Regions from separate parts of the Homo sapiens genome. Here region 1 is linked to region 2. Evidence: read pairs that join two places in POLR2A ChIA-PET (ENCODE). Cell type or tissue: PC-9. All regions are shown on one strand. Links, peaks and the distances in the headings refer to the core of each region. The heading gives the core; the rest is flanking DNA. Region 1 has its middle 51 kb from the start of TLE3. Region 2 has its middle 93 kb from the start of LINC00593.

Region 1 (16,332 bases), core at 3,842-11,841, 410 kb before region 2:
TGGGACGACTGGCTTCCTAAGAAACATCATGTTAAAAAAAAATCACACAAAAAAACATTTGCAATAGAAAAAGGAGAGATTCTAGAATGAAAAAAAAAATGGACTCACAGTAAATTTATTTTCTCTATAGTAATCCAACAATTAAAATGCCTTATAGCCAAACTTGCATTTTGTGGCTGCAAGCTAAAAATAATCGAACAGCATGTTCCCCACATACAGGGTGCATGTGTCATCACCCACTGTGACTGTCATCACCAATAGCAGTCCAGTCATATGTCTCATGTTCTCTAATTAATCAGCCCTATCATTTCCAATTCAAGGTATGGAAGCACCCGTGTTTATGATCCTCGCTTTACAGCTGGGTAAACAGGCTCATGGATAGGAACGCTCTCAGGGTCACCAAGCTCAGGAGAGGCTGGGCAGAGACTTGGAAGCAGCCTTTCGGATGGGGGCTCTTTCCACTCCGCGCCCCGGGAAGAGGAATGGCTGAGACTTGGTGACTGATGCCCACAGACGGCTCGGGAGGAAGGGCCAGCGCAGGCAGGGCTCCGGGCCAGGGACTGAGGCCAGCCCGAGCCTCCCACACAGGCAGCCAAGGAAGGCAATCCCTCTCCGGCTTGGCTCGGCTGTCCTTCTTGCCACTGGGAGCCCTGATTGAGTGCGGCACTTTCAGAGCAGTGAAGGATGAAAATGGAAAAGGAGGAGAATGAGCAGACAGGGGAGGAGGGGGCATCTCGCCCAGAGGGAAGACAGCACCCTATTTAGGCCAGACCAAGGGCAGCTCTGCCCAGCTATCTCTGCACTACCTTTTAGCACTTTAATCAAATGCCTTACGAATGGGTTTGCCCGGATGTCAAAAATCCAATCGGATACATTTATTGGCCTGACAACCAATTTTCTGCTATGTATCATCAGGGACTGATGGTCCATTCTCAGCAGCAGGGCAGTTGGCGATAATGGAGCTGGGAGAGCCATTGTGTGCCCTCAATATTGTTTCAGGCTGTCAGTAGGGAAGGAAAGGAGCCTGGGCCCACAGGGCGGGCAGACAGACAGACAGAGGGACAGAGGGTGCCTTGAGCCTTTAATCCCTGCACAGTGGGACAAGTGCTGGAAGGAGGGGAGAGATCAGGGAAGCTGGCAGGCCATCCACAGTCCACACAACTTGGGGCACTGCCCTTTCCTAACCTGGGCTTCCTTGGGGTCCTCACCAGCCATGTCTGAAGAATGGGGGAGCAAGAACCCATCAGTACTGACGTGAAGACCACATGGATTCAGGCAGCATCTACTTAGCCTCCTCAGCCTGCAGGGCACCGAGCTAGACAGCTGATGAGGTGACTCCAGGCCTTGGGGAGCTTCCAGGAGAGTAAGAGAGATCAAATTAGAGGGCTGGAGGAAACTGCAACCCCTCTCCCCTTGCCTGCCTTTCCAACTGGCCCTGAGGAGCCCTAGGAGTCTCCAGGAGCACTGCCCCCTCAGAGTTGCCCAAAACCCGAAGACTCCGTCCCCAGCCTCCACTTCAACCACCGCAGCATCACTTACATCTTTTATGCTTTTTCTATGTTGGGCTTCTGGGTAAGATCGCCTTCGATAGAAGAGCTATCAAAGATAGAGGACAAAGGATTGTCCTCTAAAAAGAAAAGTATAAAAAGCACTGACAGAGTCCAATCCTCTCATTTTATCAACAGGGAAACTGAGCCCCAGGGCAGCGATGGGACTCCAAGGCAGCCTGGGGGAGGACACACCCAGTGAGCCTTGAAGGACAACCAGTATCTCCCCCACTTCAAGAGACAATGAGAGGGGGGTGGAAACACGACATTGCCCATGCCTGTCCCACCTGGCGGCCTTTGCTCAGGGTCCTGTCACCTGGAGGGTCCCGGCCACCTGTTCCCTGGGCCTCATTTGCTCACTTTCTCCTGCTTTGACAGGCTCATGCCTCCTCCTCCACAAAGCCACCCCATTCAGAATGAATGGTCTGCCCCCCTTGTTCTTGAAACAGATTATTTGTGGGGCAGTTTAGCTCTTCTATCATTTTGCCCAGCTCTGTGGCCATATTGGTGGTGCCAGTGCCTTCCAGCCCAAGCTGCCAGAAACACATCTATATTTGAACAAAGGCGGGTGTATTACCCATTGCAACAGGGAGAACACGCGCCACAGGGAATGGCGAGGCAGCTCAGTGAGAGAGTGCTGGAAATGAGTTACAGGATCTGGGCTAGTGTGAGGTGCTCCAGGGAGCAGAGCTTGGTTCTGGAGGGAGTGCTATCAGGAAGAAAGTGGTGGGGAGTAATTCTGTGTCTGGGGATCTTATCTAGAAGGAGGGAAGCAGAGAGCACAGCTGAAGCTGTAATTGGTAAAGAAGCAGTAGTCCCTGATGTTCGCCAGGACAGGGGGGTGTTTGGTGATCTTTGTGGTTTGGACAGTGTTCTTGTTTTTGTCTGTGTTCAGACACAATTACGGAGTGGTCTTGTTTTCGTCTTGCTTGTGGCCTTGTCTGATGTTTATATTCTGGGAAATTGTTTATGTTCAATAAGAGATTACCGCAGCCAGGCTGGGAATGCCAGGGCAGCTCCGGCTCTCAGGGGCTGTCTGTCCTCCAGGGCAGGGGCTGAGCCCAGAGCCCAGAGCCCGGCACAGAGCAGGCGCTTTAGCAGTTGTGTTCCACATAGTCCAAGAGGCTGGGGTGTGCAGGGCGGGTTTGAGGAATCAGTATGGCTGAACCAAGGGCATGGCAGTGAGGCGTGCAGCTGGAGGTCAGGAGCAGGCCTCGAATGCCAACTAACACACGCTATAACCGAGGTGACTGCACTCTGGAAGGTATAAAGTACGGGTGGATGGTGAGGATTAGTCTTATCTCCAGCTCCTTCCTCCCTGGACATTGGCCGGGAGGCTCACAAGCTGTTCAGCAATCTTGCCAGCCTCAAGAGACAGGAAGAGAGAGAAAGCAGAGCTCAGCAGAAGCCGGAGAAGCCCAGCCTGGGTGGGCGGGCCAGCGAGGAATGCTATTTATCCCGAGGATGCCCCTGACCTTTCCCCGCACAACAGGGACAGACGCGCGGAGCCTGGCTGCATCCTTCTCCTTTAAAACAAGAAATGGAAGCATTACTCACCAAGCCCGGACATTTATCATGGTCTGGGGACATTAATTTGACAGTGTGTCATTTTCCATTTGGTTTGGGCCCGGTGGAGGCTGCCCTCGAAACACCTTCAATTAAATGCAGCTAATAACACAGAGCTATTTTGAGCAAGGAGGGCCCTCTGCCTCCCCCCCGAGCTCTGATGTGCGTGTGTTGTTGGGGGAGGGGGCTGCTGCAGGGAGGTTGCCGTTCATCATGATCCCAGCGCCGGGATCCTTTCCCACAAATCTAGGCCTTGCCCCAGTCATAGGCAGGTGAATCGCACACAGGACGGAGAGGATGGGGAGAGTGGCCACCGCATCCCCTGGGATGAGAAGATTTCAGTCAGCGGCCTGGCTGTGTTGCAGCCCTTCCCCTAAGAGGAAGGAAGCCACGGTTCTTGCCTAGCAGAGAGAAAGCACAGATTTTGGAGTCCAGCAGACTTGGAGGTGGATCTCAGCTATTCTGCTTCCTGCTGTGTGGCTTCAGGCAAGTCCCATAGCCTTCCTGAGCCTCAGCTTCTCACCTGTAAAATGGAAGCAAGAGTTCCTCTTTCATGGAGTGGTATGAGGAGTCACAACATTTTATGAGCTCAAATAAAATAATACATGCATGAAGCTTGTTAATTCATTAGTGGTAATTCAAAATCCTCTTTTATATTTTCCAAATTCAAAATTTGGGGAAAGACTATTAAGTGCCCAACACTGGAACTCAGAAAGTGACAGAGTGCTTCAGGAAAGCACACAGCCTCCAGAGTTAGAAACATCTGGATTTCAATCACAGCCCAGCTGTCAACTAGCCGTGTGATTTGGGGCAATTTATTTAACCTCCATGTGCCTCGGTTTCCTCATCTATAAGATGGTGTTAACCATGCCAACCCTCCCTGGAACTGTTGAGAAGATGAAACAATATGGCATGTATAGTACCAGCAGATAGTAGACGCTCAGTTCCTGTTAGCTCACTTGTTGTTTTTTGCCCAAGTCCTGAGTCTAGAAAATAAGCACAGACGGTGGTGGTTCCTACATTTCACATGTGTGCTAAGCATTGGATATGAATGTTCCTAGTTTAATCTTAAAAATGCCATAAGGTAGGTGCTAGTAGTAGATTGAGCCATATGAACTGTGTTGCTGTTGTAGGTCAAAAATGGTTGACTACTAGCAATTTCATATGTTCCATCTAACATCTTCCATTTTACTGATGAGGCACCTGGGGCTGGGGATGTTGATGTGCTCACATCGGGTACTTGGACCAGTAGTGGAGCTGAGATGGCTCCTGGCAGTAGACACTGGAGCCTCTTGGCTTCAGGCTTGATGTGGAGGGACAGCAGGCCCACGAGAAGCCCCCAGACCGTAGGGAATAAAGGACAACCACCACGGGTCCTGCTTTCACAGGTTGGTCCCCTGTTCCCCTGAATAGATTCAAACCTGTTGGCACCAGAAACACTTGGTCAGACTCAGTTAAAAGTCTGGAAGGACTAAATGTAAGGGTCAAAGTGAAGTGTTTTTTTTGTTGTTGTTGTTTTTTTTTGGTGGTTGGTTGGTTGGTTGGTTGGTTTATTTATTTATTTATTTAGAGACTGAATCTCACTCTGTTGCCCAGGCTGGAGTGCAGTGGCTGTATTATAGCTCACTGAAGCCTCATCTTCCTCCTGCCTTAGCCTCCCAAGTAGCTGGGACTACAGGCACATGCAACCACACCTGGCTAATTTTTTAAATTTTTTTGTAGAGATGGGAGTCTCCTTGTGTTGCCCAGGCTGGTCTCTATCTCCTGGGCCCAAGTGATCCTCCCGCCTCAGCCTCCCAAAATGCTGGGACTATAGGTGTGAGACACTGCAGCTGACCCAAAGTGAGATTTTGTAAGTGGAGGAGCCCAGTGGACAGTTAGGGCTGTGCACAGCAACCTCAGAGAGCTACCAGTCTCTCTGGGGGCCCTGAGACCTACCCTTTGAGCTGTAAAGCCTAGCCGGCCTCACAGGAGCCTGCCTTCCACACAGGAAGGCCACCCTCCCCACAGGAAAGGCTCTGACAGCCACAAACGCCAAGAACCACAATTCACTGCATGACCAGCTGCCAACAGACTCCCTGCAAAGTGTGATATTGATTCAGCTGCTACTGCTGCAGTTCCTCCAGAGCACTGTGCTGGGGAAAGGCCCACAGTGCACCTTGTGCCACCACTGAGATCGTGTTTATCATGAACAAGATGCTGACAAATGCCAGGCATGATTCAGGCAGGCCTGATTCAGAGGGAAGTATCTTAGTCTGTGTAGCACCAAGAGCTTTGGGCTCTCTTTAAGGCCTTGCCACTGGCTTGCTCTGTGGCTGTGGACTGAGTCTCTCTAGGCTCCGTCTCCTCATCTGTAAAATGGGGCCCTGAATGAATGACCTCACCAGGTTTTCCAGCACTGAAGGTCTACGAATCTTACAAGCTGATTTCAGAAGGCGACTATCTCAGTCCGTTCTGTGCTGCTACGACAGAGTACTCGGTAATTTACAATCAACAGAAATGTATTTGGCTCACAGTGCTGGAGGCTAGAAGTCCAAGATTAAGGGACTGCATCTGGTGAGGGTCTTCTTGCTGCATCATAACATGATGGAGGGCATCACATGGTGACAGCATGCACTAGAGAAGGCCAGACTTAATGTTATAACAAACTCCCACGATAATGACACTTTATACTCCCACAATAATGACACTATCTATTCATGAGGGCATAGTCCTTATGACCTAATCACCTCTTAAAGGTCTTAGCTCTCAGTACTGTTGCACTGGGGATGAAGTTTTCAACACACAAACTTTGGGGAACACATTCAAATCATAACAGTGACGTTACTGGTATATTCAGACACCTTTGTTCCTGAAGTGAGGAGGCGAAGTAGTAAAATTATCCTGTTTACAGTTACTGACCTTCCAGACTGGTTTCACCTCATGCTTTTTCAAATAACTTTTAAAAAATTATTTCTCTTTTCCCTGCACTTCCCCTACCACCCACAGAAGTAAGACTAAGAAAGAGAAAAAAGGAATTCACATTTCTTTCTTCCCTCATCCACATTGTTTTTTTTAAGCTGGTCAAGATAAGAATGTGGGCATTTCTCAGCAGGAATGGATGCCATTATCAACTTACACAGATTCACCAGAACTTGGTGCTGGGGCAAACTGCAGGAGACCTGAAGCTAAACAAGATATATACAGCCACAGAAGACCAGGCCAGGCAGTTACAACAGTCTACTCCTTTCTCTTGCCTACGGGTAAAATGGGTACACACATTCTAGAAAGCAGTTTGGCAACATTTATCAAAATATGTTTAAAAGGTTCACAACCTTTGGATACGGGAATATATCCCAAGAAAACAATACCAAATACAGAAAGAGCCATATGCATAAAGGTGTTCATTATGTGAAAAATTAAAGCAAATTAAATGTCTATCAATAAGGGATTGGGTAAGTAAACCATCCCACATCTTCTTAATGGATTGTAAAATACTATACAGCAATTTAAAAAGAAATCCGTAAAACTTCCATAATATGGATATGGACATATATATGAACTTTCAGCCTCCAGTACTGTGAGCCAAGTAAATTTCTGTTGATTACAAATTATCAAGTCTCAGGTATTCTGTTACAGCAGCACAAAACAGACTGAGAAATCACCCTCTGAAATCTGCTTGTAAGATTCATATATATGAATATATAAATATATGTAATTATATTATATTATTATATATTATAAATATGTAATTATATTATATATTATAAGTATATAATTATATATTACATATTTATAATATATTATAAATAATACATAAATATACAACATATATTAATATATAAATATTGTATATTATATATATGAGGGAAAAATAAGAATTTCAATCCAGTTAAATATGATGGATTAAATATACCTTGACCTTCTCTCACTGGCAACATTTTATTAAATTGACAGTAAATGGGGAGACATATATGAAATGCCAAGTCCAAAGTGGTTTGTGACATCAGGAGATAAGAGATTTCAACAAATACCTGGGCTCTGGGAAGCAGAGGGATGAGTGGTAATGACTCAGCACAGTGGAGAAAGTTACAAACTTCAGCACTTGCGGAAGGCAGACCAGTGAGAAGCACATTGATTTATCTTAAAGGATTCCTGAGAGATTCAGAGCTTGAATGCTCCAAGTCTGCAAAAATCCATGGCGATGTGCAGAGTGGAAGGCACTGCAGTTAATTTAAAGTCTACATTCAGAGGAGTTAGGGACCCAGGGTACCCTCCCCATGTCCACCACATCCACATGGTGTCAGACTTCAACTAGAACTTGAGAAATAGAAGACAATGGAAACATGAATGCAGAGAGGAACCCTATTTTGAACACAGAGCCTGATCATAAATCAAGTATGATGGTGGAATAAGTATATTTCAAACACGCAAAAAAATTGACCTCCCTTGCACCTTTCCTTAGGAAATTACCATAGGATGTGCTTCAGCCAAACAAGAAAAGAAACCAATAAATAGGAATACATGGGATACAGGAAAATGGGGATCTCACCCAAGAAACTGGCTGGATTTTAGAGATAACCAGAGAGCAGCCGGTCCAAATAAGGGGTGAAGTGGGAAGGCATGGAGGTGAAATTTGTATATTATCCAGCATGTTGTTTCAAACTTTTGGAAAACAATATTGATAGGCATTTGATACTTCTTTTGGAGGACAGAGAATTGAGCAAACAAAAAAGCAAAGTGATGTACAAATGGAGGAATGTACCTGACTTGGGTCATGGGGGAATAATATTTTCACAGCCATAATAATGTAAACACAGCCCCAAACTATGATATAACATAGTAAGATAATCAAAGGAGAAATGGAGGAGAGAGCTTATAAAGTAGCTAAATCCTCAATTACCAGAACATGAAGTCAATAGATAATGGGGGGAAAAGCAGCATAGCAAATTATTTAGAAGTATATGAAGATAAATAATAGAAGCAATGCCTAAGGGAGTTGAAATTGTTTCCTCTCAGGAGTGGTGAGAGAATGAGAAGCCCTGGGGTGGGAGACAGCCGCTTTGCACCGGAAGCCTCTTTTGTGTTTTTTGATTTCTTAGAACTATGTCCATGTATCACTTTGGAAAAAGTAAAAATTAATTTTTCAAAATTGTTTCCCCATTTTAATCACAACTGTCAGCTCCATGCCTGGGTCTTAAAGCCAAATTAACCCAGTCCCATATCATGTTCCAGTGCAGCTACTAAAAGCAAGCAGCAAGACTTGCTACCTCGGTAATTTCAAGCAGTTTCTGAAGCTATGGCTCCCTATTGCTCCCAACCTGATTCTCTCACTTTTCTATCCGTTGCCCTGACCCCTAACTCCATACAGGACGCTGAGTTTCTGCCTCTCACTTTCTGTGGTTCCAAAAATGCTCCTGGTTTGCTGGACTCTGCACTTGAATTAAAGTTTTCCCTCCATTTTCTCCCTTGGTTCCCATTGCCCTGGATGAGGCCTTCCTACCCCAACCCCAGGCTCCCGACAGCCATATTTCCACCAGGTGACCCCGCCCACTGGCCACAGCTGATTGGAGCAAGGATGAAAACCTGACCCAGGCAGAGCCAATCCAGTTGTCCCTTTGGGAGATTCCTAATTGAGGCCGAGAGACAGCCAGACAGCTGGACTGCTTTTTTAGCTAGGGAAAAATGTAAATGCAGGAGCTGTGGGCTGGAAGATTTCCAACTTTCTGGGCATGAAGGGCAGACAGTCAGTCTGGAGAGAGAGAAGGGCTCAGACAAGTGCAGGGGGAGGGGGAAGGAGCAGATTTAGAGACCATGTATTTTTAAATAGAGAAGCCAGAGAGAAGCTTGGTCCTCAAATGGCCCTTCCTAAGGCCTGAGTTCTTTTTTTTTTTTTTTGAGATGGAGTCTGGCTGCGTCGCCCAGGCTGGAGTGCAGTGGCATGATCTCCGCTCAATGCAACCTCCTCCTACTGGGTTCAGGCGATTCTCCTGCCTCAGCCTCCTGAGTAGCTGGGATCACAGGCAACAGCCACCACACCCGGCTAATTTTTGTATTTTAGTAGAGACGGGTTTCACAGTGTTGGCCAGGCTGGTCTCGAACTCCTGACCTCAGGTGATCTGCCCCCCTTGGCCTCCCAAAGTGCTGGGATTACAGGCGAGAGCCACTGCGCCTGGCCGAGGCTTGAGTTCTTCAAGCTCCTCTGATTCCTTAAGAGAAAGCCCCCTTTTCTGATTATGCTTGCTTGAGTTGGTTTCTGTCACTTGCAACCAGAAGAATCTCAAGTAAAAACCAACCCTGCCCATCTCCTTAGACTCTGAATGGGGAGGGTGTGAGAAGTAGAGATTTGACTTTTTTGAGACCGCAGAGACTTTTCCCCTCCCCCGGCAGCCCCCAGTTTCCTTTGTGTAGAGTGCTCCCCTCACAGCATGCAGTCTCAATTTATAGAAAGCAAACGTCTGTGTTTCACTGGGAAGGATGGAGGGGGGCCCAAAGGCTCCTTTTGCTGGAACCTTCCACCCACTGCCCTTCTTCAGCCAGGGGGTACACACATAACCAATGACACATTCTCTTGGGACCCTGAATCTTGAGCAGAAGCAAGGGAGAAGGTAGGGCTGGCGTTCGTTCGGTTCCCCAGGAATGACCAGCTAGGGAGATGGACAGAGTTTCTGCTCCTGAGAGACTCTTGAGCCACCGCTTCCTGTCAGTTTACAGCTCGGTTTTTATCCTTCTCTCCATCTTGTGACCTCCCCCAAATTCTCCCACCAAGTTCCCTTTTATGTTGGTTGCGCTTGCCCATTTTGCTTTCTGTTGCTCACAGCCCCCAAACCCTAACCAGCCCGGGGAGGAGGGACCAAGAAGAGATCAGGCAGCTATGTGTGGAGCTCCTACAGCTCCAGCAGTTTCCAAGATCTCAGAGGCCACGCCTCATGTTTGGGAACAACTGGAGATGGTGCTCTCATGTTCAGCAGCAGGGTGCAAGGGAGACTTGTTTGGGTTGGCAGGCAATGGAGGCTTTGGAAGTAGAGGAACAAAATGACTAGCAGTGCCTGATCACTGGATGAGCAGACTCCCAGAGTGGTGGACTGAATTTTTAAAACAGGGCTGGAGACAGGCACAGTGGCTCACTCCTGTAATCCCAGCACTTTGGGAGGCCAAGGTGAGCAGATTGCTTGAGCCCAGGAGTTCAAGACAAGCCCGGGCAACATGGCAAAACTTCATCTCTACAAAACATACGAAAGAATTAGCCAGGTGTGGCGGTGTGCACCTGTAGTCCTAGCTACTTGGGAGGCTGAGGTAGGAGAATTACTTGATCCCTGGTGGTTGAGGTTGCAGTGAACCGATATCACACCACTGCACTCTAGCCTGGGCAATAGAGTGAGACCCCATCTCAAAAAAAGGGCAGGGCTGGAGATCTGGTAGGGCCTGGAGTTAGATGTAGATGTTTACTGTACTGTGTGGTTGTGACCCTGTTTTTACCACCAAACTGCTCTGCATGGGAAGCACCGATTATATAGCTAGGGAGTTGGCTGGAGGAAGATTATATAGTGAAAAAAGACTGGTGGGAAATAAGTAGTCTTTGTTTTCCTCCTTTTTGTTCTGAGAATTCCCTCTCCTCTTTTCCTGTCCCATGTTATTAAGTGACACCCCACCCCATACCCTCTATACCTGCTCAGGTAACACATGTTAACAGCTTATTATGTGTCTTTCCATGTTTATATGCAGATTTGTATAATCCTGTACAGACCTGTGTCAACATACATGTATATGCATACAAACGCAAAGGCAGGTCATTTCTGTTATTGTTTTATAAAAAGTGAATCATGTTACACACCTTTTTCTGCATCTATCTTTTCCCTTTCAACATATCTCCTCATATGGTTTGTGTCCCCTCCAAATCTCATGTTGAAATGTGGCTCCCAGTGTTGTAAGGGGGCCTAGTGGGAGGTGTCTGGGTCATGGAGGCAGATTCCTCATGAATGGCTTGGTGCTGTCCTCATGGTGATGAGTGAGTTCTCACTCTATGAGTTCACATGAGATCTGGTTGCTTAAAGGAGCCTGGCACCTCCTCCTCTCTCTCTTGCTCCCTCTTTTACCATGTGATGTGCCTTTCACCTTCCACCATTAGTATAAGCTTCTTTGTGTGAAGGTCCTTGCATGAAGCAGATGCCAGCTCTATGCTTCCTGAACAGTCTGCAGAACTGTGAGCCAAGGTAAACCTCTTTTCTTTGTAAATTAACCAGTCTCAGGTACTCCTTTATAGCAACACAAAATAGACTAATGTACCTCCCTACCCCCAGTCAAATAGTATAGTGCTAATTCATTCTTTTTAATGGCTATATAATAGTCCATGTTTTATGTACCCTCATTTATTCAGCCTTTCTCTGGGATGGGCATTCACTGTGTTCCCTGTGTGTGTGCACATGCATGAACGCCACTCAAATAACGCTGCAATAAACATCTTTGTACTTACATTTTTACCTAACGGAGCTTTTATTTCTGTGGGCTAGATTCCCAGGAGTTAGACTGCTGAGTTGAAGAGTATATACTTTTTTTATTTTAATAGATGTTGCCAGATTGCTTCCAGTAAAAGTTATACCACTTTGCATTTCCCCCAAAATATAAGAAGGCACACTTTCCCCACATCCCTCAAGACTGGCAGGGAATATTTCAACATATTAACAGCGGTAGTATTTGGATACTGGGACAATGGATGTTTTTCTCCCCTTCGTTTTATTCTAATTTCATTTCCCAATGTTTTCCCCTTTAAAAGGAGGAAAGGTGCAATCGTTTGTTTTAACCAGTCCCACCCCTACACATGCTGATCCTCAGACAAAGGATTCTCTAAGCTGCAGGCCCTGGGGCTCACTGTGCAGCCCCTCCCTGGGCACCAGCTGCCCCTGGCCCCCTTGTGGACCTGTCATCTCATCCCAGCAAGGAGGGGACCCCAGAGGCCTTCACACAATGTCTGCGTATCATATGTTTTCTAAAGCTGATTCACCGAGGTTACTTGCATGGAAGTGCTGCTCTGGTAGAAAAACTTCTAGACCCAGAAACAGACTAATCTGAGGTTGAAGCTTCGACTTTGCCAAGTCACTTAATGTCTCTGAACCTCAGCTTCTTTTTCTGTAAAATGGGGATAACAAAGCAACTACATCAAAAGATTAAGAGCAAAGTGGTTAATAGTTACAAACGCTTGGGGAAGAGGGAAGTATCTGGTAGGTAGTATAGGATCTATGCTGTTTTCTTGTTACATAAATAATGTCTGCCTCATTATGTCACTGTGAGGTCACGTGCACCGAGGTGCTTTCCTCAGCACCCGCTGAGAAGCTGCAAATGTGTAGTATCGCCATCGAGTCAAGTGCTTGTTGGGCTTAGTGCTCTCCTCTGAGCTCCCTTAGCCCTGCGCCTACAGCTGTCCCCGTTCTCAGAGGACACTGCAGTTGTGTCTGGTTTTGTGCTCTTCTCTCTGCTCTTCTGATGACTGGACTGGCTTCGGGAGCTGCTCTCAGAAAGACCCTGCACTTGGTTTCATGCTCTGCTGTCACCATCTTGAAATTCTTGAACATACGCCCCAAATATGATATCATGTAGCTATTCCCACCTCGCGCAATGCCCGACATGAAGTGAGCCCCCAGTAAATGTGTTAAAATGAAGCCATGCAAATAGTAAAGAAAACTTTGCTTCTGCCTTCTACGTGCTCACAGGATAGTTGGGAAGATAGCTATAGAAACTCTGAAGTGCACTAAAACCTCCACACAGTACATGGTGCAGCATTGCAAGCCCTGGCTTGGAATCAGACAAAGCTGGACGTAGAGTCCAGCATGTAATGCTGAACAAATTACTTGACTTCTAGGTACCTCAGTTTCCTCAGGTGCAATCTAGAGCTAAGACTACCAACTTGGTCAATCTGGAAGGTCAGTTCTGAGGTTTCCACTGCAGGCTTTGGGGTGGAGTATGGGGAGGCCCCATCCTGCTGAGCTGGGTTTGGAGCTGGGTTTGGGCAATGGCAGTTCCTGCGTCTAAGGTTCATAAAAGGCCCCCTTTTCCAGATCTCTTGGATCTTCCAATCTATTCCTCATTTAGCCTTACTAGGGGTGCTTACCTGCGGACTCTGATGTGGGTTCCTGCCCACTGAAATGGGTTTTCCTTGGCTACAAAGGTATAGCCTTTTCTGCACACAAGAGTCTAATATAGGGAGGTCACTTGATGTCACAGACAGGGCCTTAGAGTGAAGAGAGGGCAGCATTAGCAAATCCACAGCTCCAGGAAGTCCCCTGATATGACACCTCTCCTAGTCTTCCCCCTCCTTATGTTCTGGGACCACACCCCTCCCCAGCTTCCCAGGCCAGGCCTTTCCCACTACTTCACTCCCCTTCCTGCTGACCTCTCTCCATCATGGCTCCCGAGGCATGGGCACCGGCGGGAGGGGTGGAGGTGACAGCACAGGATCAACAGCTGCCAGCCTAAGTTGAGTCCAGCAGAAAGCAGAGGGGTCCCCAAGTGGTTTCCAACATGTCAAACATCCTACTGAGAACCCCCCATAGATTAGACTTAGCTCTCACCGCAGGCTTACGGAACTCCACGGTCTGAGCTGTCGGCAAAACCTAATTCATTTGGCAGACTCAGTCTTTCACATTAGGGGGTTTATGGTGGTTAAAGATAATGAAGGGACTCATGGCAATAAATAGTTTGGAGTAGGGTGGCCTGAACAACCTTGCTAAGAAATAAGGATTCAGGCCGGGCGCGGTGGCTCATGCTTGTGATCCCAGCACTTTGGGAGGCCAAGGTGGGCGGATCACGAGATCAGGAGATTGAGACCATCCTGGCTAACACGGTGAAACCTCGTCTCTACTAGAAACACAAAAAATTAGCCGGGCGTAGTGGCAGGCGCCTGTAATCCCAGCTACTCGGAGACGCTGAGGCAGGAGAATGGCGTGAACCCTGGAGGCAGAGCTTGCAGTGAGCCGAGATCGCGTCACTGCACTCCAGCCTGGGAGACAGAGAGAGACTCCATCTCAAAAAAAAAAAAAAAGAAATAAGGATTCAGTTGTGACTTCTGTCTTGGGTCCCTCCAATCTCCATTCCCACCCCCACAATTATCACCTTCCTGCCTTCCTTTGGTGACCTCTTCCCCCTTGAATCACGCCCTAGGCAGGCACTCATCTGTTCTCAGGGCCATCTTCATAGGCTCTTCCCTGCAGGAGAGAAAGCATTTTGTGCAAGCTCCACCTAAAAGTTATGCGGGCTTTCCAGCCTGTTCCTCCCACCTCCTTCCTGCCCCTGAATCTTCCCGCAGGGTCACCCTGAGGACAAGCAGTTTACTAACTCGAGGGAGAGCAGGGAACTCACATTCTGGGTATCAATGAAATTTATGAGTCATGGATATCACAGGACCCTGTTTTCGTTTGACTTCATTCGCCGCTTCCTTTCTTCGTATTAATTTCTCCCAACAGCCCACTTATCTTCCCTCTTGGAGCCCTGCCCGCCATCGCTTTCCCTGATACATGGTATCTCTAACAGGCTAAAGCACTCAGCGATGCCATTGCTTGAGAGTCGGCTTGCTCAAGCACTCACAAGTTACACTCTGTGGCTAATCAAATGTCAAAACAATCTCCCCCGCGATTTGGAGGAGCTTGGTGACAGGAAGACATTGGCCACTGAGCCATCAGAACAGGCCACGTTTGCTTGGTGGCAGGCAGTGAGACCGGTTTCTGCCGCGTTACATTCCGGGTGGCCGCTTTCCCTGAGAAGCAGCTGCTCTGCAGTTAGTGGGGTTTGGGGTTTGGAATTTGTTTCTTCTTTTCTTTTGAAGGCAGAGAGATACTCCATGCCAAGGGTCAGCAGGGTGGGGGGTGGCGGCGGGGAGGTGGTTGAATTTTTTTCTATGACAAAATGTTGTCAGGTCTCTGAATCATAGCAGCCACAGCGGTGGTTAAAGAGAAGAGATCGCATCTAGGAGCTGGTCTCAGTTCTGCCACAGAGAACACTGGACGAGTCACAGCCACTCTGAACTTCTGTTTCCTCTTCTGGAATATGAGGAAATTGGGTTAAATGGTCCCTGTGGTTCAAGAACCAGAAGATGATTCAACTTGACACCATACCTTACAATTTAAACACTTCTGTGCTTGTTATTTCATTTGATGTTCACAGTAAGCCCATAAGTGAACAGGAGAGGGATTATTATCTCTATTTTATAGCAGTGAAATGACTTGTGGTGGTTATACATCCTGCCCATGACAGAGCTTAGCCTGGGTCATGGGCTGGTGTCCTTCTCCTAGCCCAGGCTTGTCTCAACTCCTCATGCTCACAGGGTAGATTCCTTGAGCCGAACCACCTCCACCTTCAGCGCCACGCGGGAGCTTTTGTTCAAGCCAGAATTCAGGGATCATCCTGTCCACTTCATTTTCTGCTGAAAAAATTGAGCTCCATAGAGGGAAGCAAAAGGGCCTCCCCCGGCTCACACCGCAAAGCGTCCCATTCTCCTGATGTGGAACCACTCCACTCTTCTCGTGGGTCCCATGGGAGTGAAAATGCCTGCATCTTGGGCCTGGGCTAAGGATGGATCTGTCAAAAACAGTGACACTGATAAGTTTTGGGTGCATTTGAGACACCACCACTGTGTCATCATTACCCACACTGCTGTCATGAGGTCTTGAGAAATTGTCACCGGGGTCCTCTTGGGGTCTGATGTGCTAAGAGAGGTCAGGACAGGCTAATCTGTGTCTGCTCCATGCCCCCTCCACATCTACCTGAGCCTTTGAGAGTGCCTAGCTCATTCTCCCTGCTCCTTAAAATCCTCCAAGTTCCACAGCCCCACCTAGACCTCAGAGTGAGTGGTTCACTTTGCGGCACTCAGGCCCACTCAGTGACCACAACAAACACAGCTTGCAGGGTCTGGCTGGCCACAGGTGCTGTCCCTTCTGCCCACCTGGCAAATGCTATCTCTTCTCTCCAGATTTAGCTTGCTGGCCCCCTCTTCCATAGGGCCCCTGAAGAGGCAAGTGCTTCCTTTTCCCACTCCCACGACTGTGCAGAAAGCCTCTGACAAAGCACTTTCACTTTCACATGGTGGCCACTGGTCTCCGAGGCTGTTCTCCTTTTAACTGGCAGCTCAGTGAAGACAGGGGTTGTACTTTGTTTCTCTCAGTATCTTCAGCGCCTAGACCCTGATGGGGCTCAGTGACCTTAGAGGGAGAGGGGATGAGCTTTACATGCTGATCAGGAGCACAGGCCTTGG
Region 2 (16,332 bases), core at 3,402-11,401:
GGCAGAATCTGTGACTTGCTTTTAACCAACAGAATATGGTAAAGGTGATGGATGCCACTCTCATGATTCGATTACGTTGTATGGCAAGGTAATAGGATGTCAATCTCATGATTATGTTGCTTTATATAAAACTCCATGATGACAGAGTTGAGAGATTCTCTGGATGAGAGATTCTCCTTGCTAGCTTGAGGAGGTAAGCAGTCATGTTGAGGAATCTCATGTGGCAAGGAATTGTGAGGTTAACTTGAAGGCAGCCTCCAGCCCACAGCCAGCAAAAAGCTGGGGCCCTCAGTCATACAGCCACAGGGAAATGAAATGAATTCAACCAACAACTTGAGTGAGCTTGGAAGTGGAATTCCCCAGTTGAGCCTCCTGATGAGAATGCATCAGTAAACACTTTGATTGCAGCTTTGTGAGACTGTACAGAGGATTCAGCTAAGCTATGTCTGGTAACCCAACACATGAAAACTGAGAGAAGATATTTGTATGTGCTATTTTAAGTTGCTACCTTTGTGGTAATTTGTTACTTAACAATTAACAAACCAATACAGAGATCATTGTTAAAGATGCATTTTGGGGGATCTAGAAGGCCCAAACAGCCCTGGGAAATTCAGTTTCACTCTTATAAGTTAATATACTAGCAAGAAATTTTTGCCAGGCAACTCATAGCAAGACTCCAGAATAAGGGCCCGAAAGTGGAAGCCAGCCCAGGGAGAAGGACTTAGGAAGATGAGAGGCAAGAGACAGATATGGGACAGGAAGAGCCCCAGGCCTGATATCAGGGCTCTGGGTTCCAGGCTGTGCAGATGATTTTTACCAGGCTTTGGGTGATGTACCTCCACTCTGGGCCTCCATGATCTCATCTATAACCCAAGTATTATGAACAGGTAGAGCTCTACAGCTCCCTCTGGCTCTGGCAATCTGAATAATGATTGTACAATTTTACAAAGGAACCACCCTAAGCAGCACATTCTAGAGACTACTCAATCTTTCACTTGTTTATTCATTAATTCATTCATTCATCATGGATTACTCTTATTTTTAATAATTTTGGAATTGCTTACACGAAAGATACATGTTTAAAAATCATTTTAGAAGACAAATATGAATTAGGGCAGGAGAAGGAAAAGCTATGCCAGAATCCCAGGCTTATTTATTTGCATAGTTCTCCTTCCTCCTCCTCATATTTTCTATAAGAAATATATTCCATGTGTTCAGGGTCAAGTTAGTCTTGCCCCTCTTTGCACCTATAGGGATAGTCACATGGCCCAGGTTTGGCCAGGCTGAGTACACCAAGTCTCAGTCACTGTGATTGGTTTGAAGGTGAGCCTATGCTCCAAGCAGGACCAGTCAGGTTCCTCCAACACGACTTTGCTGGCAGAGCTGGTGGAAGAGACTCGTTCTTCTCCTGGGGCTGCTCACATCTTCCCAGATGTGAGTTTGGGGTGATTTGGGGCTACCATGGCTGGCGTGTGGAGACAGTGTGTCTAAGACCTAGAAAGGGAAGCCCTAGTAACACTGAATCCACGGTGAAACCAGCCATCTCTGAAGCCATCTGCACTTACTTGACCTGATCAATTATCTTCTTTAAAAAAATAATTTGGGCCAGGTTCCTGCCACTTGTAACCAAAAGAATCTTAACTAGTAGAGATAGTTATTTCAACTGAACATATAATTTAGCTCTGTGTGTCTTGGAAGCCAAAGCAAAAGGGGAACCACATTGCATAGCAAAGTCACATTCTCTGACATTACAGACCCAAGGCGCCAAGAAAGAGCCTTTTCTCAACTGCTCAAGCCTTTTTCTCATGCTCTTTTGCATTGGCAGCCCAGAGTCACATCTTCCACAGCTGTTTCAGAAAGCAGGCAGAAACATTCTTCATGTGGCTGGCTGCCTTTGGAACTGAACATCAACAAAAGGCAAGCAACAGAAATGGAGTGTCAGTCAGCACTTCCGAAGACCTAGCTTTTCAGCCAGAGAGGAAACCAGGCCAAGAGGCTTCCAGTCCAGTGTTTAATTCTCCCTGGCCCCTCTTTGCATGGGCCTCCTGAGGGGTAGCTCCTCCAAACGCTGCCCTGAGGTTTGACTGAAATCTGTCATTTCTTTGGTTGGAAGGTTGGTGTTTCCTTGCAAGGGACCACAAAGCCATATTACATTCAATGTTAAATAAACAAATGTTTGAATCTGTGTTTTATTGGTTCCATACCATCTGCCATCTGGTTTGGGGGAGCAAGGAAAATTGTGGTTTTGTTGGTTGTGTGTGTGTGTGTGTGTGAGTGTGTGTGTGTCTGTTGTTGTTCGTTTTTTGTTGTTGTTGTTGTTGGGGGTGGGGGTTGAGTTTCTTTCCCCTCTATGAAAATTCTGTAAGGTTGAGTGCTGGCAGCAATAGGGGCTGGTTAAAAGCCACCTAGTTTCCCACGTCTTAGCTCTCAGCTAAACGTTGGAGGCTGGTCTGGGTCCCCATCTGCTAAGCAGCCTGTTGTGTGAAAATTAGATCTATACATATGCAGAGCTCCACAGCCAGGCTTCCAAGATCTAAGGAATTGTTATGAGAGAACCGCAAGAGGTGGTTATTTAATGTTGACAAGCTGCACCCAGACCAAAGGCGAGAGTGGGGCATATGGAAACTGAACAGAGGAAACCTCGCGTCTGAGCACTCTGGGGCTGTCGGGAAAAGCAGGCTTTGCCTTCAAGACCCTGGGTTGCTGGAGATGTAGAACTTGTAATGACTTGAAGGAGAAAATATGCCCTAGACACTGGGTGGAAAATAAGCCCCAGCCTGCCTGGAATCTTTAATTTGAGAAAATGCCATGGTTGAGGGGGTGGGGTGCATCCCATGGTGGGTATGTGGTGGGGTCCAGCATCTCCTGTGGGTCCAGCTGTTTTTGACCAACAGGGCCTGGAGCTGCTTGAAAAGAAAAAAGATGGAGGCTCTCAGAGCTCCAATTTTCACAACTTTTAAACCGCTCCTGTTTTCCCACCTATAAAATAAAGACAGAGTTGGGCATGGGTCACACACACAAATGCCACAGGGCCAGGCAAGTAATGAAACGTGTGAGGCTGGCTGGGCAGGGCCCACGGGAAACGTGCCCTCAGCTAAAGGGCAGCAAGGCTTCCACCGACCACTCCAGAGACGTGCTGGTGCAGGAACCCGGCCTCCTGTGGTCAGCTTTCCCAAGTTTCCAAGAAAGGTCAGGATTTTATTGTTTGTTTGCTTTTAACGTGAAAACACCCAACATTTCAATACTGGCAGCTATTGAAATTATTGAAAAAAATTCTGGTCAAATAAAACTTGCCCACAGCCCATATAAGGCCCACAGGTCTCCAGTGAGTGCCCTCTGTGGAAGAACTCGATGAGAGAGTCTTTGAGGAAAGCCAGGGACCAGGACCAGGTATTCCCTTAGCAAAGGGCAAGAAGGCCCCAGGCAAGTCGGTCCTGCTCTGGCCTGCACAGGCTGAGGAAGACAAGGAGTCGCCCTCCAGGTGCTGGTTCCTGAGGGTGTGGGAAGGGCCCTCCAGGACCATTGCTGAGCCTCAGCAAGCGGTGAAATTCCAGGGCCAGGCCAGCTGTTCCTCCCAGCCAGAGTCCCTTAGCGACACAGGGACTGCTCTGGGCCACTCAAGTGCTGTGCTTCTCTGGTCTCTGCTTTGCAATTGCTGGGAGAAAAATGAATTCTGCTGCTGCTGCACTGCCACAGGTACATGTACATATGCCTGCACAGGGCAAGGGGGATGGAAACATTTGCCATTATTACTATCCTTGAAGGGGAGACCTGTCTCTGTCTCCCAGCCTGGAGGCTCATGGAGGGCAGGGCCCCTCTGGGTCCCCAGCGTGATTGTCTCCTCATAATGTGGGTTCTCCGTTCTGGAGGGGGTGGGTGTCTGATGTCTCCAGTCAGTCATCTTGAACCAGAATCCTACTGTTTATTATGTTTATAATCTGTCTCTCTCACTTGACAGTGCCAGCCCCGGTCTCCAGCGTCACGTATCAGACACTCAGTGAATGGTAAACAAAATCACCATCATCATCATCCTAAAAAGGGGTCTCAGCTGTTAGAGAAGACTCTTCTGTGTGTTTTCATGGAATAATATCTATATGGTTCAGAAATGGCTGTGCTGGGCACTGGATCAGGTATCTTTCCTGATCCTGCCCTGGGAACAGCGGCCCCGTACCTGTGTACATGTGACATATACATGTGCACATACAGTATTGTGCGTATATGCATAGGACATGGTGCATTGCACATACCCTCTGGCTTCCCGCAGGCTGCAGGTTCCCCCTTTTACAGAATCACAAGTTAGCAAGTTGGTGACCTGCAAAAAGTGAGCCAAGGCTGTGTGACCTGCTGCTAGTCAGTGTGCCCCTCAGCATCCTGCTGTACCGTCCCTGCTGTCTCAGTGGCCAAAAAGCTTTTAGTTAATTTCTTCCTGGGTTTTTGTTTTGTTGTGTTTTCTTTCTAAAGAAGGTGTGAGGAAATTCCAGGTTCAGTTGATGTTCTCCATGAAGAAACACAATTGAGACTATTTTTTTCAGTGATGAAACCTGCATGTTTGTATTTCAAGTAATATAGCCAAAACACCTCATCTTTTTCCTTTTTTGGCTTAATAAATATCATTTATTCAGTATGAAATTTTTATATTATATGTCCCACATATTAAGAATCAGTGTACATTAACTCTTGGAAAGGTGTTTTTAAAAACCAACAAAACAGGCAGGTAAACAGGTCTTGGTCAGTCATTCACTCCTCTGAGCCTCAGTGGCCTCCACTGCCATCTGGATGAGACGGTGTCTGGAAGCCTGTCCCACTCATGTTCCTACAGAAGCAGCTTGCAGGCAGGGAGAAGGGGAGAGCATGAGGGGAGGAAGGGAGGAGAGTGCGGTGAGAACGCCACCACCAGAACTTCACTGGTGAGTACAGTGTATGCTGACCGGGCACAAAAGCCACACAGAATGGAAGTCAGCTTCCAGAAAAAAGAACAGACTGCGAGCTCCTGGAGACAAAGGTTAGGTCCCGCTTATCTCTGGGTCCGCAAGCCTAGCATAAGACTTGCACGGAGTGTGTGCCCTGCCATTGTAGAATTCACTCATGCAAAACCCATCGGAACATATCGAGCTGGCATTTCAGGAAGCTCTTCCACACCCATCACACTCTTGAGCCTGTATCAGCCCTGTCAGGTAGGATGGGGGCAGGCGTGGTTGTACCCCAAACATGACTGGGAAACTGAGGCCCAGTGAGATGAGGCTGCTGGTCAAAGGTGGGTTAGTAGAGAGCCACACCCGGATCCCAGGTTTCCCTGCTCCTGAAGAGTAATCTTTCTCTGGAGCAGTGGCTCTCAGTGACTCTCAAGTTTTTCGGGCAGCAGCCAATCTGGAAGTGAAGGAGCTCTTTGAGAAGATCTAGAGACAGTTAAAGAAAGTAACTGACCAGCTGGTTCACTGTGGTCCGACCCAGACCTATCCTATGTTCTCGTATAGAGGTAACATCAGATATCAAACACTTCAGACAATCTGTGGGAGATAAAATTAAAATGAATAGAATTCTAATTATTTTATTTTATTTTATTTTCTGAAATTTGCATCATTATTTGATTTTCCAGGGGCACTACCCCCACCCCATCCCTACCAGTATGAGAGATGCACCCCATCAGCACTCCCTGTGGTCTGCCCAGGTATACTGGTGTCTGGCTGGGTCCTAGAAAATCTCGGCATATGGCACAGGTCTGAGAGAGAGCTTTGGGCTCCTCAAAGTGGATATGAACCTCAGGGTCAATGAAAGGCAGGTAACTGCCATGTGCACACAGGTACACACACATGCATGTACACATGCATGCATACACACACACACACAGACACACAAAAAGAGGAAACCACATTCAGTGTGGGCTGGCCCCAAGCTGAGGAGGAGACTGTGAAGGGTAACTACCCCACTCAGTGAATCAAGATGTGGGATCCAAACTACTTCCTCCCCCTGCTTTGTATTAGGAACATCACATACCTGCTCTCACGGAGTACTTACAAGCCCAGGAGGGAGGAGTCACTATCCTTGGTACACGGATGCAAAAACCCACTCAGGATGCAAAAACCTACTCAGAGTGCCAAGCAACTTGCCCACAGACACAGCTGTTGAGAGGAAGGGCCAGATCTGCTTTGCATACTAAAAGAGACCTCCCTGGGTCCCACCCTCCAAGGTCCCCAGGATGAGGAGGTCTACAGCCCTTGGTCCATGAAGATGTCCAAGTTGCCGCCCAGAACTGAGTGATGGGCCATTTCCTGAGCTTTCATCTGCCCCATCAATTCCAGCTGAGTGTCTGGGACAATCCCCACCCATTTCCTGGGCTCGTTTCCCCAGAAGGAGGTTCCGTACCATCCTCTAAGTGCTGTGGCCTTTCATCTAGTTAGACAGCCCCTCTGGGGGCCCAGACCTACATTTCAGGCAACACCCTACAAAACCTTTGGCTGATGGCCAATAATAAGAGCTCTTTGGGTCTTTTCTATCAGTGAAAGCCACTCCCCTGCCCCACCACCCTCCTCCTTTCCTGCTCTCCCACTCTCCCAGATGGGAAGCCAGGAGTCTTAGATCCTGAGGTCATGGGCTCTTTGGGATAGGCACGGAAGCCATTGAGCCCCTTCAATCTGATCTTTGCCCCACCCGCCCTTGGGGAGCTCAGGCAGCCTCTATTTCGCTGACTCCTACCACAGGAGCTCACTACTCTCAAGGCAATCTTCTCCCAATTCAGACAACACTGAGCATTAGCGGATGCGCTTCCTCGAATGAGCTGGCATCTGCCTCCCTATTTCATGAGGATCCATGTTCTCTTTCTTCTGCTTTCTGACACACAGGAAAAGGCAGGAGGACCCTCAAAACTGTAGCTACACCCTGCTGCCTATGCTTGGCTTAGTCACTTCTATCCCTTCTGGCCTCAGTGTCTCACCTGTAAGGTGGGTGACTTCTAACTCCCCTTCCACGTTTGTCCCTGTGTCCGTGCCAGGAGTGGCTTGGACGAGGACACAAGATACCTGAAAGCCAGCATCAGGGAAGAGGTTCATGAGCTGAACCTGCATTTCCTGGTTCTTGGCCTGGTGAGCTGTTTCCACCCCGGAAGCAAGAGAGCATCACAAAGATACAAACACAGCCTGAAATGAGGAGGACCGCTCCCTACATCCAAGCTACTTCCAGCTGAAATGACGAGATGTGGTTCCAAAAGTTTCCACGGAGAAAGACAGCTTGTAGCATGATGGCAGCCCAGGAGGATGAAAAGAGCTTGAGTTGAGAGACAAGAGATAAGGATTCAAGTTGCAGCTCAGTTATCCACTAGCTAGGTGACCTTGGGCTTGCTGCTTGACCCCCCAGGACCTTGGTTTCTTCTTCCACTAAACAAGAGATCATGGAACAGCTGATATGATCTCTAAGCTCAAGTCAGAGAATCAACAGAAAACATAAGAGTGGGCCTGGAAGACAGCTTGGAGTTTGATCAGTTTTAGCAAAGCTGACCACAAGGCAAATGACACCACACAAAAATGAACACAGCTCTAAGAAGGTGAAGACCACATGTTAGTCATTGCTAAAGCCTGGTGCCTGGTACAAAGGAGGCTCTCACTAAAGATGGGAGGGCACAGGGGCTTGTGTGGCAGCAACAAATGCTAGAATTAAACGCTGGGATCTGGATCCAGACTCCATCACTTGCTAACCACTTGCCTCCCTGAGGCAAATCATGTAATCCCTCTAAGCTTTGGTTCCCTTGTCCTTAAAACAAGGGCAGTCTCTCCTACTGTATGGAGTTGTGAGGTTTCGAAGGATTAAGTGCCTGGCACATAGTAGGGGCTCAGCTGCAGGCTATGGAGGTTGAAGCTGGCCATATGTGTGCCTGCATGGAAGGAATAAACCTTTGTGAAATCCCAGAGTCTTGTTTAATTATTCAGCAGCCTGTAAGAACCTTGATCCTGCAACTAACTGTCTCAAAAATCAGAACTCTCTCTCTCTTTCTCATCCCTCCCTTCCTTCCTTTCTCTCTCTCTCCCTCTTCCCCCCCTCCCTTTCTTTCTCTATACACACACACAAATATACATGAAGAAAGAAAGAGAAAACCACAATCAGCCTGGGGTATCCCCAGGCATAGGAAAAACATGTGTGGAACAAGTACCCGATGCAATAAATCAAACCATGGGATCCAAATCTGAGCCTGAGTCCAGCCTCCTGCTCCAGCTGTGTCAGAGGCCGTGTCGCACAGTCTGTTCCCATAGCCAGGAATGCCTGGAGGTTCTGGCCAGCATCTCAGGCCGCTCCTGAGGTGGTTGGCCCCTTCTCGGGAGCCTGAGAGTGCCCAGAGTGGGTGGGGGTGAGGCAAACCAGGCTGCTGGCCATTGGGAGGTTTGGCTTAGCCGGGCCAAGGAGATGGCTATAAAACCTGGCTGTGGCAAATGGCCCAGCTCCCCAGCGTGTTAATGTTGGAGGAGACTGCAGAAAGACACGGAGGTGTGCACATGGAGCCCTGGGGTCCCGGGTGGAGATGCAGGCTCTAGGTATGCCTTGGCCCCTAATTGCTGGGTGACTCCAGGCAAGGAAGTGCCCCTCTCTGGGCCTTGGTTTTATCATAGAAAAGGAGGGCCTTGGATTACTAGAGCGGCTCAAAGAGCCTTTTCAGCAATATAATGTTGCTGAATTTCTGTGATGTAATTTAGCTAATCTGCTTCTCTTTAGGCTTCAGTTCAGTTCAAGAAAGCAGTTATTGAGTGTCAACTGTGTGCCAGGCACCTGTGCTAAGCAGTGGTTGGGCCAAGAAGAAAAGACACAGTCCCTGCTTCCCTGATGCCAAGGAGCTTGCAGTCTTAGGAAAGGAGGCATACATTTAAACAGAGATAATACAAGACAACACATCCTATAATATCAATCCATTTTCCCAGGGAGGCTGGGGAAGTCTTCATGGAGGAAAGGGACACCTCAGTGAGAATTTGAGACATGATAAATTTGAGACTTTCCAAAATACTGAAGGCATAGGGTACAACAGACGCAAACCAAAGGGAAACAAATGTATGCGTATTTATCAATGTGGTTGTAGTACAGAAAAGGACAGAAGGACATGAGACTAGAAAGACAAGCTGCGGATGGAGTGTGGAAAATTCTGAATGACAGCCAAAGAGTTATTCCTTTATCCAGTGGGCAATGGGAGTCATTTCCTGCCAGGGCAGTGACAATATCAAATCTGCATTTTAGACAGTTCGTGTTGGCAGCAACATAGACCCCTGATCACCAAACCATGGCCCCATGGGGCAAATTCAGCCCACGGCTTGTTTTTATATGGCCTGTGACTGAAATATTATTTTTTACTTTTTTTGACTACAGCTTTATTGAGAGATAATTCACATATTATATAATTTGCTTATTTAAAATATACAACCTGATGGTTTTTGGTATATTCAAAGTTATACAGTCACCAGCACAGTCAATTTTAGAACATTTTCATTACTTCAAAAAAAATGCTATACCTTTTAGCCACCACCTGCCTATCTGCCCACTCCAACCCCAGCCCAGCCCTAAGCAGCCGCTCACTTATCTAATTTTTATCTCTATGAATTTGTCTATTCTGGACATTTCATAGAAATGAAATCATATAATATGTGGGCCTTTGTTCCTAACCCCTTGCTGAGCATGTTTCTAGGATTCCTCCCTGTTGCAGCATGTATCCATATCTCATCCTTTTCTTTTTTTAAGTATTTTTTAATTGACAAATAAAAATTGTCAATTTTTATAGTGTGCAACATTATGTTTTGAAACTTATATACCTTGTGGAATGGCTAAATCAAGCTAATTAACATACACATTGCCTCACATACTTATGTTTTTGTGGTGAAAACACTTAAAATCTACTCTCTTAGCAATTTTCAAGTATGCAATACACTGTTATCAGCTATAGTCACCATGATGTACAATAGAACTCTTCACTGCTTTTCATGGCTGAATAACATTCCACTGAATGGACATACCATATTTTGTTTATCCATTCATCAGTTGATGGACATTTGGGTTGTTTCCACCAAAGAAGAATATGCAACAATGACACATGTGGCTCACAAAGCCCAAGTATCTACTAACTGGCATTGACAGACCCCTGACATAGACCACAGGTAGCAGGGAATCAAGACTGGAAGTGAGAAGCCCTCGTTGGGGGCTCTGGCAATTTCCAAGTGACAGGGAAGGAAAGATACATTGGGTGAGGAAATCAACCGGACTTCATGACTGATTGGATGTTTGGGTGAAGGAGAGGGTTACTGAGGAAAATCCAGTTACTGTAAAGAAACAGATCTAGAGAGAGAGCGAGAGGCCCTAGGTGAAGTCAATGGCTGATGGCAAAGCTAAGTGCAGCATCTACCTCTCCTCTTGGATACAGCATAAGGACTCGTGGGTTCCTGATCACTGTAAATTGGAAAAGCAGACTGAGCTGGTGATCTTGACTGTGCTACACGGGGCTCTCACCACTGGGCTAATGAGCCGCGGGCATGCATCCCACATTGGCCTAAAGCCTCGTGAATTGCTGATGACATCTTTTATCTTCGGAACAACCTGAAGTGTGAACACCTCATCTGCCCCTCAAAACATCTTTGCGGGTTTCTCTTGATCAAGCCCCTTCCTTTCAGGTGTATGGACAGGTTCCTCACCCACTGTCTTCCTCGACCACCCCCAGGCCTACCTCCAAATCCATGAATCAATGCTGTGCTGAGGTATACTTCTGCTCAGGTACAAAGTTGGCTGAGAGAGCAGGATCTATGGCTCCCGCAAGGCTCCTCAGGGTGCCAGGCCAGCTCCAGGTGTACAGAATGAGTACCCAAGACAAGGAGCTTCCTTATCCACAGTCTTCTCCACAACAGTACTTGCCTAGTCTAATAACTGCACCTTCTAATCTCCTTCAGTGTCTCTGGATTTCAAAAGAATCCAAACTCCAGCTTGGCAAAGAAATCTCTTCCCCATCTGTGCCTCAACATACCTCTGCATCCACACCCCCTTCCCCTCCCTATGTCTATGCTCCTAGCTGTTCTTGCACTCCTTGTCCCCAGGGTTCACCAGGCTCCTCCTGCCTCAGAGCTGTCTGTGTACTCTTCCTTCCCTTAGAATCCTTCTGCCTCCCCTTCCTTCTCCACGCAGAAAACTCCTATTGATCCTTCATTGCCATTCCAACCTTTTGCCTCTGGGGAGTCACTCCCTCCTCTGGGCCCCTCTAGCTTTTGTTCTGAGTGATGATATTCTTGTCCTTGCACCTTTCTCCCCCAACTAGCCTGCGCCTTTGGTCTGTCTCCTGGGGGCTGGTCTGTGCCCTCTATATTTTTGCTGAAGGAGTGAGTGCATGAGCTGGTAAATACTCTTTCTCCTTGTCCTTCCATTTTAAGGGGCATTTCATTCTTGAAGCCTCTCTGGGCTCTGCAGAGGAAGCCAGCTCTCAGCCTCATTGCTTTCCCTTCTATTGATCCTGGGATTTATGGCACTATTGTTTCCTTTTATTAGGCTCTAATGACCTCCCTTAAAATGTGTTACATGGAAATAGGCTAATTGCCTGTGTCAAGTAAGTCACCAGTCCTGCAGTGTGGCCAGCCCTCCCCACACAGTAGTGCCCCACTGTGGAGGGAGGAGGCAGGATGCAGGGGAATCTCTGTTCTGCAGGGCAGAGGAGGCCTCCAGCAATTATCAATGGCCTCCCTTCATTGCTTAGACGCTCTGCTGGGCCCCAGTGGGGTTGACAGGCACCCATCCTGGAGGACTTGCTTCCTGTTCCTTGGCCTGTTCCTAGTCTAGGTCCTCATGAAAATAAGGCGAACATTCTCATCTCCATTCCAGGAGAAATTCTATTAGTGGACTTGAGATGACCAGACTTCTGTGGGAAACCTGTTTGGCCCATTTCTCTCTCACTGTTTCTAAGGGAGCAGCACCTCCCAACGCATGCATATTTGCAAGAGTCCAGGTGGCAGTACCTGTCTCTAATAACTGCACCTTCTAATCTCCTTCAGCATCTCTGGATTTCAAAAGAATTCAGACTCTAGCTTGCCGAAGAAGGCTTGGAGATGCACCAATCCTTGGCTTAAAAGTGAGTGTCCACCTTTTGTGACTAAGGCATTTCAAATAGATCCTTGGATGAGGGGACACTGGACTCCAAGACAATTGTGTTCCCTCTTTCAGGCAAGACAAGTATCATTACAGATTCTTCTTTTCCCTACGGGCATAGAACATTTGATGAGATTCTCAGGAGAAAGCATCCCTTATGAAAACATTTCCATTTCTCTCTGCCATTGGTAAATCCCCTGTCACAATCTGCTTAGTTGAATCCATTCTTCAAGGCCCAGTCAAGTTCCACTGCCCTCTCCTCCCTCAGACTTCTGAGATGAACTGCCTACATAAGCATTTCTCAAAATATTAGTTCTACAGGATGACAGTAGGATTCTGCACTCAAAGAAGCTTTGGGAACACTGTGTTAAATAGTTAGACAGGTTTATTTACTGCAGGACTTCTCAGAGTTCTTAACGTGTTAATACCTATTATGAATCTTCCAAAAAAGTGTGGCAGATTGGATTATTGTTCCAACTTTTACTGCTCTTCTCCAATATTAGAATCATACATCCTTGCCCTCACTATGTGACTTTGCAGTATCTCCCTCTAGACTAGGCTATGTACATTTCCAGTTCCCACTGAAGTTCAGTTTGGCCATGTGACTTACTTTGGCAAAGAGAAGGTGGGTGGGAGGGGGTGTTTGAGAGCTGAAATGGTGACAGGCATAAGAAGTATCTGCTGGTTGTCTCTCATGCTTTGGCCATTGCCATGAGTGGAGCACACCCCTGGCAGCCACTGCCCTAGAATGGGCAGTGGGTGGAGAGACTTAAAACCAACCCATAATCTGAAGCAGAGCTCCTCCAGCCAACCCCTAGACCCAGGAATGAAAAGCAGAGTTGAGGTCATTCATTACTTAGAAATGACTGGCTGTATTAGCTTCCTGTTGCTGCTGTAACACATTATCATTACCCAAGTGGCTTAAAACAACACACATTGGCCGGGCGCAGTGGCTCGCGCCTGTAATCCCAGCACTTTGGGAGGCCGAGGCAGGCAGATCACAAGGTCAGGAGATTGAGACCATCCTGGCTAACATGGTGAAACCCCGTCTCTGCTAAAAATACAAAAAATTAGCTGGGAGTGGTGATGGGTGCCTGTAGTCCCAGCTGCTCTGGAGACTGAGGCAGAAGAATGGTGTGAACCCAGGAGGCGGAGCTTGCAGTGAGTGGAGATCGCATCACTGCACTCCAGCCTGGGCAACAGATTGAGACTCAGCCTCAAAAAAAAAAAAAAAAATTGAGTCTCTTACCATTCTGGAGGGCAGAAATCCAAAATTAGCCTCACTGGGGGACTAAAGTCAAAATATCAACAGGGCTGGTTCCTTCTGGAGGCTCATGGGAGAATCCATCTCCTTGCCTTTCTTTCAGTTTCCAGTGGCCACCTGTATTCCTTGGCTCATGGCCCCCTCCTCCAACTACAAAGCACATCCCTCTAATCTCTGCTTCTAAAATGATCTTTCCTCACTTTCTTGCCTCCCTCTTATAAAGCCCCATGTGATTATGTTGGGTCCATCTGGAACACCAGAATAATCTTCCCATCTCAAGAGACGTAACTAATCACATCTGCAAAGTCCCTCTTGCCATGTAAGGTAACATTCATGAGTTCCAGGGATTCAAACGTGGATATATTTGAGGGCTATGGTTCAGCCCACCACACTGACCAAAGCAAAAAAGGATTAAAATATACAGGGTTCCCCCTAAACTATTTGGATATCTTTTCCATAGAGCATCTCAATATAACACCTTCCTCCTTCTGTGGATACAATTTTTAGAAATTGGGCTCTGCACCTATTATTTGGCATTTCTATTGCTCGTTCTGCAGTTATTGGTAAACAGGTATCCCATTCTTACAGAGTCAGTTCAGCCCCTTACTTTGCTTGGAGATCTTCCACGTTCCTAATCTGTTACCCTCATTTTACAGATGAGGAAATTGAAAGACCTCCAAGCAAACCAGCAGTAAACTTTAATGGCTGCAAGATCTGCAACTTGGCATGCTGTGGATTGGATGGCACAAGCCAAGGACATGGCTGAATTGACTGTAAGAATTTGTAATCCTATGGTAGGCAATGGGATATCTGTTTACCAATAACTGCAGAACAAGCAATGGGTAGAACTGATCACTGAATTACATGAGATCAGTTTGAACATGTGGCCACAGTGACTAGCCATAACTTCTCAGTAGATGACGTGGCCTTCCTTGCCTGCTTATTTTTGTCACAATGGGGAGAAGCCAGGTGTTATACAGTGCTGGCTACCATGGTGGACAGTAGATGCTCTTTAGCTGACGGAGGTAAGGTCTCCCTGATACCCATCACCCTGCTGTCCACCTCCTGCCCTTCCTTCTGCAGTGTTAGGCTTGTGGCATGTGCTGCCCTGGGTTTGTTTGCCCTGACCTCCCAGGATGTACACAAGTCCCTCCAGGGGGTAGGCAGGAGCTGTGTTGCATAAATAAATGAGCCTGATTTCACCACTCAATAGCTGTGTGGCTTTGGGAATGTTCCTTGTTTTCCTGGGGCTTTGGCTTTCCCACATGCTAACATGAGGCTAGATTAGGGTGCTCTACAGCCTCTCCTTACCAGATCCTATGCCCTTGAGTCTGTGACGCTCCCTTTTCTCGGCATTTTGCTCAAACAGCATAGGCTTTGGATCCCACTGGTACTGAATAAAGGTTTGATGAGTAGTACATTGACAACTCTTTTTGTGCAATCTTTCCAATTTTGCATTTTAATGAACTCTTCAAAATACTCTTCAAAAAAACCAAAAGGAAAAATGGCAAATTACTCTGACTCCAGAAGAGACATATGCATGATTTTTGGGCCTTTCCAGGGACCTCAAATCCCCCATGCAAAGCCGACACTGTGGGAATAAATGCCACCAGTGAGTCCTGTGTCACTGGGAGAATCCCATAGTGCAAGCCCACTGGCAAGCTCCCATCCTGAAACTTACAAAACCCCTCAGCACTAATTGGCATTTTTACAAATGAAAGAAATGTCTACTTTTTCAGAGAAGAACAGCCAACCAAAGGGTTAAGCCCTAAAAGGTTAGTTTCCTCTACTCTCCCTGCTCTAGAATCTGGGATAATTCCTCCCATTAATATTTTAAGCAACTAATTTGACATTTTTCCATTTAATTAACTTGCATACATATGAGAACAGGGTTTTGAGAGTACCATGACATTTAAACAAAGTCATTTAAGTTTTCCCATTTCTGGGGGCATGCTTCTTTTTTCTTTTGCCTTATTCTTTTTGTTCTGTTTCTGTTTTGCATTCCTGATTCTGAAGCTGGCTTATTAGCTCAGAGGAATGACCAAATTTCCCAAAGCAAATGTCCCAGAGTCTCAACCTGGGTGATGTGGGTGGGCCGGGAGCTCTGGGCTGTGGCTCTTTTAAACTTGAGCCTGCTCTTTTCCAGGCCTTTTTACAAATGGCATTTCAATCAGAACAGGCCCACGTCACAGGCTAATGTTTTCCTGTTGCCACACCAACCCTGGGTGGGAGAGGGGGAGGAGCTGCAGGAATGCAAAAGATTTATCAAATGCAACCATCACCACGGAAGAGCTGGGGTTTCAAGAGGGAAACAATAGCTCCGTGACAATTTTCTCTTCCAAATGACAAATAATTGTTGTCATATCATCAAATGATTAAGAAATAAAGGAAAATAGATAAATGGAGTGTATCCACTGAGAGATGGGGTGGGGGGACTGGGGAGAGGCTTGCTTAATGTTCCGTAATTGAAAAATTGCACTCTAATTAGCTCCCACCCCAGAGAATTCATGAGTTCTATGTGCCATCCAATCCACAGCATGCCAAGTCGCAGATCTTGCAGCCATTAAAGTTTACTGCTTGTTTCAGAAGGGACTGTGCAGTCTCCAAATGCATTCAGCGAGTGAGACTCTTCAGCTTGCCCAGCCCTCAAAAAGGATTCATGGCTTCAGACTTTCATCAGCCATAATTAATCACAGACTTTCTCTGCCTAGCAACAACTCCGGCTGCTCTCCCTAAATGAACCTGGGCACTCTGGTCTCCAGTTTATGGGTGGCGGCCAACCTGGCCAGGCTCAGTCAGGAAACTGGAGCTGAGTCCCCAGGTTGCAAAATGGCACCCCCTGATCCCAGGCATCGGGGAAGATTGGATCTTGCATTTAAAATAAAATCCCACTGCAAACCAAGCCCATAGGACTCAGGAGCAGTTCCATGTCTTCATTTGCCCCACACTCGGGATATTCTTTGGGGATTTCTAATGAGGTT

What was found. Peaks named below come from ENCODE experiments on the same cell type or tissue, not always from the same donor. Only the 100,000 strongest peaks of a DNase experiment are listed, where the experiment ranks them.
Region 1: POLR2A ChIA-PET joins it to region 2 with 5 read pairs; 2 of 35 experiments call an interaction of 5 or more read pairs at or near these places.

Annotation. Positions count from the first base shown.
Region 1 is chr15:70,141,111-70,157,442 of GRCh38, reverse strand. No RefSeq gene overlaps it. Among named protein-coding and RNA genes, the nearest start is that of TLE3, 51 kb to the right of the region's middle. RefSeq lists enhancers at 16,271-16,332, 16,138-16,332. In PC-9, for the core only: no CTCF peak of the experiment used is centred there; a DNase peak (open chromatin) is centred at 7,172; H3K27ac peaks cover 1,423 bases.
Region 2 is chr15:69,734,534-69,750,865 of GRCh38, reverse strand. No RefSeq gene overlaps it. Among named protein-coding and RNA genes, the nearest start is that of LINC00593, 93 kb to the left of the region's middle. In PC-9, for the core only: no CTCF peak of the experiment used is centred there; no DNase peak of the experiment used is centred there.